Linked DNA regions of Homo sapiens: region 1 is linked to region 2. Evidence: chromatin loops called from intact Hi-C (ENCODE). Cell type or tissue: Panc1. All regions are shown on one strand. Links, peaks and the distances in the headings refer to the core of each region. The heading gives the core; the rest is flanking DNA. Region 1 overlaps LHFPL7 (LHFPL tetraspan subfamily member 7). Region 2 overlaps KIAA1671.

Region 1 (2,855 bases), core at 1-2,500, 110 kb before region 2:
CTCTCCCTCCCCCTGATTTCTGGCTTGCCAAAGGACCAGGAATAGTCAACAATCCTAGGGTTTATCTCTGAGGTCTGACCCGAGAGGCCAGGCTCTGCTCACAGACTCATTCATTCATTCATTCATTCATTCATTCCATAAATATGTCTAGAGCACTGACTATGTGCCTGTGCATTGGATTTACCTGCCACTGCCTGCACCCCTGGCATTGGAACACTGCTTCTCCTTGGGCACAGCCCTTTGGGGGCCACAGCCCAAGACAGGAGGAAAATTGCATTGAAGGCCAACAGGAGCCAGCCTCCGAGGAGCATCACAGCTGAGACCTGCAGGGAAGAGACAGGAGGAAAATTGCATTGAAGGCCAACAGGAGCCAGCCTCCGAGGAGCATCACAGCTGAGACCTGCAAGGAAGAGACAGAAGGAAGGGTGTTGGCTGGGACAGGGGCAGGTGGATGCTCCCCTGCTCATTGACCAGCTTCTGAGTCCTCGCAGCATGTGGTTTGTGCTATTATGATCTCCATTTTACATAAAAAGAAACTGTCCAAGAAAATAAATTTTCCAATAAAAGTCCAAGAAACTGAAGTCATTTGCCTCAGAACACATGGGTAATTAAGTGGTAGAGCCAGAATGAAGATCCACATTGACTGACCAGCATATAGTACCTTTATTAAGCACTTGCTACATGCCAGGATCATCAGGAGAGGCACCTGGTAGCTGCTGTTACATCACCCTTATAACAATCAATTTTGAAGGCTGTATATTCTTCCTTAGAGGTGCTGGACTAGGAGTCCTTTCCCATTCTCCCCATTGTTGATTTTGGCAATGTGCATCATAGCTGGGACTTTAACACCTTAGCTTTCATTTTTAAACCTAGCAGTGTTTAGAGGGTGGCCAGGTAAGAGCGTGCAGGTTGTATACTGCACAACTCTCAGAGACACGTTGGGGGCCATCATAGATTTGCAAACTGATTACAGTGACTTTCCAGCAGATGGCAGTAGAGCATCCTAAAGAAGGGGCACCTTTTCCTAATTTGCACGAAGGTGCTACATTGGCCGGCAGCTGCCTTTGGAATCATCCTGCATGTTTGTTAAATTATCAGTAGCCGGACCCCACTCCACGCCTACAGAGACAGGGGCTCCGGGTGGAGCACAGAACTTGGCATCTTTGCAAAGTTGCACAGGTGTTTCTGAAGGGCTGTCAGGTTGAAGAACTTCTATGCTCAGTTCTAAGGAGAGTAATGGCAAATTCGAAGCCACTGGGACACTCAGGCAGTGAGGAAAGCCTCCTCGAATTCCGCTCAGCCAGCTTTCCTGCCTTAATGAGTTTAAACGAGCCCCTGAAGACCCAGTGACTTGGTGAGCCAGCTCTCACCTTCCAGGCAAAGTCAGGAATATCCTCCAGGGAACTGAAGGTCACGCAGCTCTGGTTCCAACTGTTGCCCTGAGGCCAGGAGCAGTAGGTGAGGATGCCAAAGGAGAAGGTCGGGGTCTGGAACCAGGCAGGGGAGATGAGGCTGAAGGCTGAGGTGCAGGTCAGAGAGAGCCCCAGAGCTACCCACACACTGCTCAACATTAGGCAGTATCGCTGACCTAGGGGTCAACAGGGAAGATTACTAATGGAGACTGCAGGGACAAGGAGAGAAAGGGGCTGGCCGAGGTGCTCCCTAGCCAGGGATCTGGTGTTATGATCAGACCCCAGATCATCAGCCCCCCTTGAGCCTGGAGATGCAAATGGGAGGTACTAATAACTGTGGTCTGGTAGTGGGGGTTACTTTGCCCTAGCAAATTCTAGAAGTACAACCCCCAAGTCCTAGAATAAATGTTAGCCCTGAAAGACCTTTGAACATTTGCCCCTCCACCTTCTTCATGGCACATCATCCTCACTGGTCCATGCAGGGCTCTTCTCATATTCCGTGCATACTTTCATTTGTTCATTTGTTCGTTCGTTCATTCATTTATCGCTTTTTTTTTTTTTTTTTTTTTGAGACAGATTATTGCTCTGTCGCCCAGGCTGGAGTGCAGTGGTGCGATCTCGGCTCACTGCAAGCTCCGCCTCCCGGGGTCACGCCATTCTCCTGCCTCAGCCTCCGGAGTAGCTGGGACTACAGGCGCCCGCCACCGCGCCCGGCTAATTTTTTGTATTTTTAGTAGAGACGGGTTCCACCGTGTTAGCCAGGATGATCTCGATCTCCTGACCTTGTGATCCGCCTGCCTCGGCCTCCCAAAGTGCTGGGATTACAGGCGTGAGCCACCGCGCACGGCCTATTTATCCATTCTTCCATGGAGCCTCCTCTGTTCTAAAGGGCTGCTTCTACCCAGTCGGGGCACCTTTTAAAAATTCACACACATAGCCGGGCGCGGTGGCTCACGCCTGTAATCCCAGCACTTTGGGAGGCCGAGGCGGGTGGATCACGAGGTCAGGAGATCGAGAACATCCTGGCTAACACGGTGAAACTCCGTCTCTACTAAAAATACAAAAAAAAATTAGCCGGGCGTGGGAGCGGGCGCCTGTAGTCCCAGCTACTTGGGAGGCTGAGGCAGGAGAATGGCGTGAACCCGGGAGGCGGAGCTTGCAGTGAGCCGAGATCGCACCACTGCACTCCAGCCTGGGCGACAGAGCGAGACTCCGTCTCAAAAAAAAAAAAATAATAATAATTCACACACATATGCCCGCCCTTCCTTCCTTCCTTCCTTCCTTCCTTCCTTCCTTCCCTCCTTCCTTCTCTCTCCCTCCCTCCTTCCCTCCTTCCCTTTCTTTCCTTCCTTCCTTGCTTCCTTCCTTCCTTCCCTCCCTCCCTCCCTCCTTCCTTCCTTCCCTCTCTCTCTCTTTCTTTCTTTCAGAGAAAAAAGGTTGGAG
Region 2 (2,907 bases), core at 119-2,618:
AAGTGCAGTGGTGTGATGTCGGCTCACTGCAATCTCCACCTCCTGGGTTCAAGCAATTCTCCTGCCTCAGCCTTCCAAGTAGCTGGGATTACAGGCGCTCGCCACCATGCCTGGCTAATTTTCGTATTTGTAGTAGAGACGGGGTTTCACCATGTTGGCGAGGCTGGTCTCAAACTCCTGACCTCAGGTGATCCACCTGCGTCGGCCTCCCGAAGTGGTGGGATTACAGGCATGAGCTACTGCGCCTGGCCTTCCCTTTCTTAATGGTACCCTTTAAAGCACAAAAGTTTTTAATTTTGAAGAAGTCTATTTTATTTATTGTTCTTTTGTTGTTTATGCCTTTGGTATCATATTTAAGAAATCACTGCCTAAGCCTAGCTCTTGAAGATTTACACCTCTATTTTCTTCTAAGAGTTTTCTAGCTTTAGCTCTTACATTTAGGTCTTTGATCTATTTCAAGTTGATTTTGGTATATAGTATGTCAGATTTGCAGCATGTTTTGCAGGTAGAGTCTCAGCTTTGCTGATGCAGTGGAGAAAAGTGGGAGAGAATGGGGAGGAGAATGGAGGGCAACCCGAAGGTCTTGGCCTCCCCAGCTGGGGGATGGATGGGCAAGGTGTGGGAGGAGCAACTGTGGAGAGATGGAATCAAGACGCATGTTTTGAGCACGTGGATCTGAGATGAGTGTGAGCTTCCAAGAGATGTTGAGTGAGCAGTGGGATCTCCGAGTCTGGAGTTCCAACACTGAGAAACAGAATTGGCAGGCATCTGGGTGTAGATGGGATTTATTTAAAGCCATGGGGGGCGTGAAGAGAGATCCCAGAGGGAATGATGTAGCAAAAGGAGAAATGGCTCTGCGGCTGGCCTGGGACATGTGGGGACACTGATCAAAAAGAGCCAGGGGGTTAGGAGGAAAACCAGAGGGTCTCTGAAGGCATCCAGAAAAGAGGCTGTGAGGGAAGGGATTAGAAATCCAGTCTTCCTCTTCCTGGTGCTGTGTGTTCTTAAGCAGCTCCCTCCCATCTCTGGGCCTTTGTTTCCTTGTCCACGCAGGGAGAGTGTGAAGCATATAAAATATGCATCCTGGAGTCCTGGCCTGTGAATGTTTCCCCTATATATAACTAAGTGGAAAAAAACAGCAGGATTCCAAGTAGATGTACTGGAGGTGCTGTGCTGTTCATGCACCGTTTCTCTGTGTCTATGCATGTGTGTTTGGGTGCATAAAGAGATGATTAAAATAAGGTCACCAAGAATGACCACTGGCAGTAATGAGGCCAGCCAGCATTTATGGAGGGCTCCCCAGGTGCCAGGGATGGAGGAGGCTAGGGTAAGCCAAGCCAGGTGCCCAGGACTTGTGCACGTCTGCCCCCTGGTGGCTATACTGCATCATGTACATTCCATGTGCTGTTTCTTAGCGCCTAGAAGCTGGGTGCTGTCATCATGGGGTTCCTTTCCCAGATAGTTGAGGCTCAGAGAGGTTGAGGCACCCACCTGAGGTCACACAGTTATTAAATGGCTGAGGCTGGGCCACTGGAACCCAGAGCTACCGCCCTACATGTTACCTCTGATCATTAAAGTGGGGGATTTCTGGGGGTTTAATTTTCTTCTTTGCCCTTTTTGGTACAGAATGGACTCTTGGCATAATATATTTTTTCCTGTAAATGAGAAGGCTCCCAGTAAAGTCCTTTTCTTGTGCTCTGTGTTTCAGGTGCTGCCACGGGACCTGGAGAAGGAGGATGCCCCCCAGGAGAAGGAGCGACCGCTCCAGCAGGTGTCCCCTGTGGCCTCGGTTCCCTGGAGAAGCCACAGCTTCTGCAAAGACAGGAGGAGTGGGCCCTTTGTGGTGAGTGATGCAACATGGCTGGAGAGGATTGCACAGGGGTGCTGGTTGCTGGACACTGCTGTGAATGTGGTTGGTGGAGCATCTGGACAGCCCAGGGCCCTGACGGGGTTGAGGGCAGCAGGCAACTGTCCAGGAATCTGGTGTCACCTGACTAGCTGTGTTGTGGTTCTTGATGTGGAGGGTGTTTGGTGGCTCTGCTGGGGAAACCTTCTTCCTCTTGAGTTTCCAGCCCAGCACTGCCTGGCATGGAGTGGTTAAGGGAACATAGACTGGTGTTGGAAAGTCCTGGGTTCCAATCCCAGCACGGTCTCCTGTCAACCTCTTTGAGATTTTGAGCAATTTACTTAATTTCGCTGCACTTCAGTTTCTTCACCTGGAAAACAGGATCTTGATTCCTATCTAGCTGTGTTGCGAGGATGGAATAAAAGTGTGTGTGGGGCCCAGCACGTCATAACACATTTAGGAACTGACAGTTATGGTGATAACAGGAGGCAGCAGAAAGCTGGTTCCAGAGCCAGATTGCCTGGGTTCAAGTCCCGGATCTGCATACATTCACGTGTGACCTTGGGCTGGCCTCTGGCTTCAGTTTCCTCATCTGTAGAATGGGGATAATAATAGTATCTACTTTACAGGGCTGATGTGGGGCTCAGATGAGAGAATTCATGAAGTGCTTAGCATGCTTCTGGGTACATAGCAAACAATAAGTGTCATCGTCACATAATTATTACTCTTGCTGTTACTGGTACGACTGTCCTTGTTTTCAAGTCTCCCTCTGGCTCTTGCTTATCTCTGTGTCCTTGTGCCCTCTTCCCCCTCATCCTGTTTCCTTACTTGTGAAAGGAGGTGAGTACACACTGAGCAGGCCCCAGGGACAGCTGTCCCATTCAGAGCTTCAGTGTGCCCACATGGGTTCCAGGGCTTCGCCACCTCCAGTGAGTTTCTTTTCGGACTTTAGTTCCATGCTGTTTGGAGTTTTGCACTTGCTCATGAAGCCCCTTTCCGGCCCAGGTCCTATACAGGGGCATCGAAGACAGGGCTCCTAAGGCAGCGACACTTCTGCCCAC

What was found. Hi-C counts contacts between places; a loop is a spot of excess contacts. Peaks named below come from ENCODE experiments on the same cell type or tissue, not always from the same donor. Only the 100,000 strongest peaks of a DNase experiment are listed, where the experiment ranks them.
Region 1: a loop joins it to region 2, with 6 times the contacts of the local background. A loop is called at or near these places in 62 of 110 quality-filtered maps.

Annotation. Positions count from the first base shown.
Region 1 is chr22:24,937,965-24,940,819 of GRCh38, forward strand. LHFPL7 (LHFPL tetraspan subfamily member 7) reads right to left here. Exons shown (of 4, transcript NM_001388199.1): 2 at 1,371-1,588; 3 at 185-323. The coding sequence starts at 1,571. Among named protein-coding and RNA genes, the nearest start is that of LHFPL7, 7.3 kb to the right of the region's middle. In Panc1, for the core only: a CTCF peak has its summit at 997 (motif pointing right); a DNase peak (open chromatin) is centred at 984.
Region 2 is chr22:25,047,522-25,050,428 of GRCh38, forward strand. KIAA1671 reads left to right here. Exons shown (of 13, transcript NM_001145206.2): 6 at 1,709-1,843. Among named protein-coding and RNA genes, the nearest start is that of KIAA1671-AS1, 64 kb to the right of the region's middle. In Panc1, for the core only: CTCF peaks have their summits at 1,360 (motif pointing left) and 1,590; a DNase peak (open chromatin) is centred at 1,350; H3K27ac peaks cover 449 bases.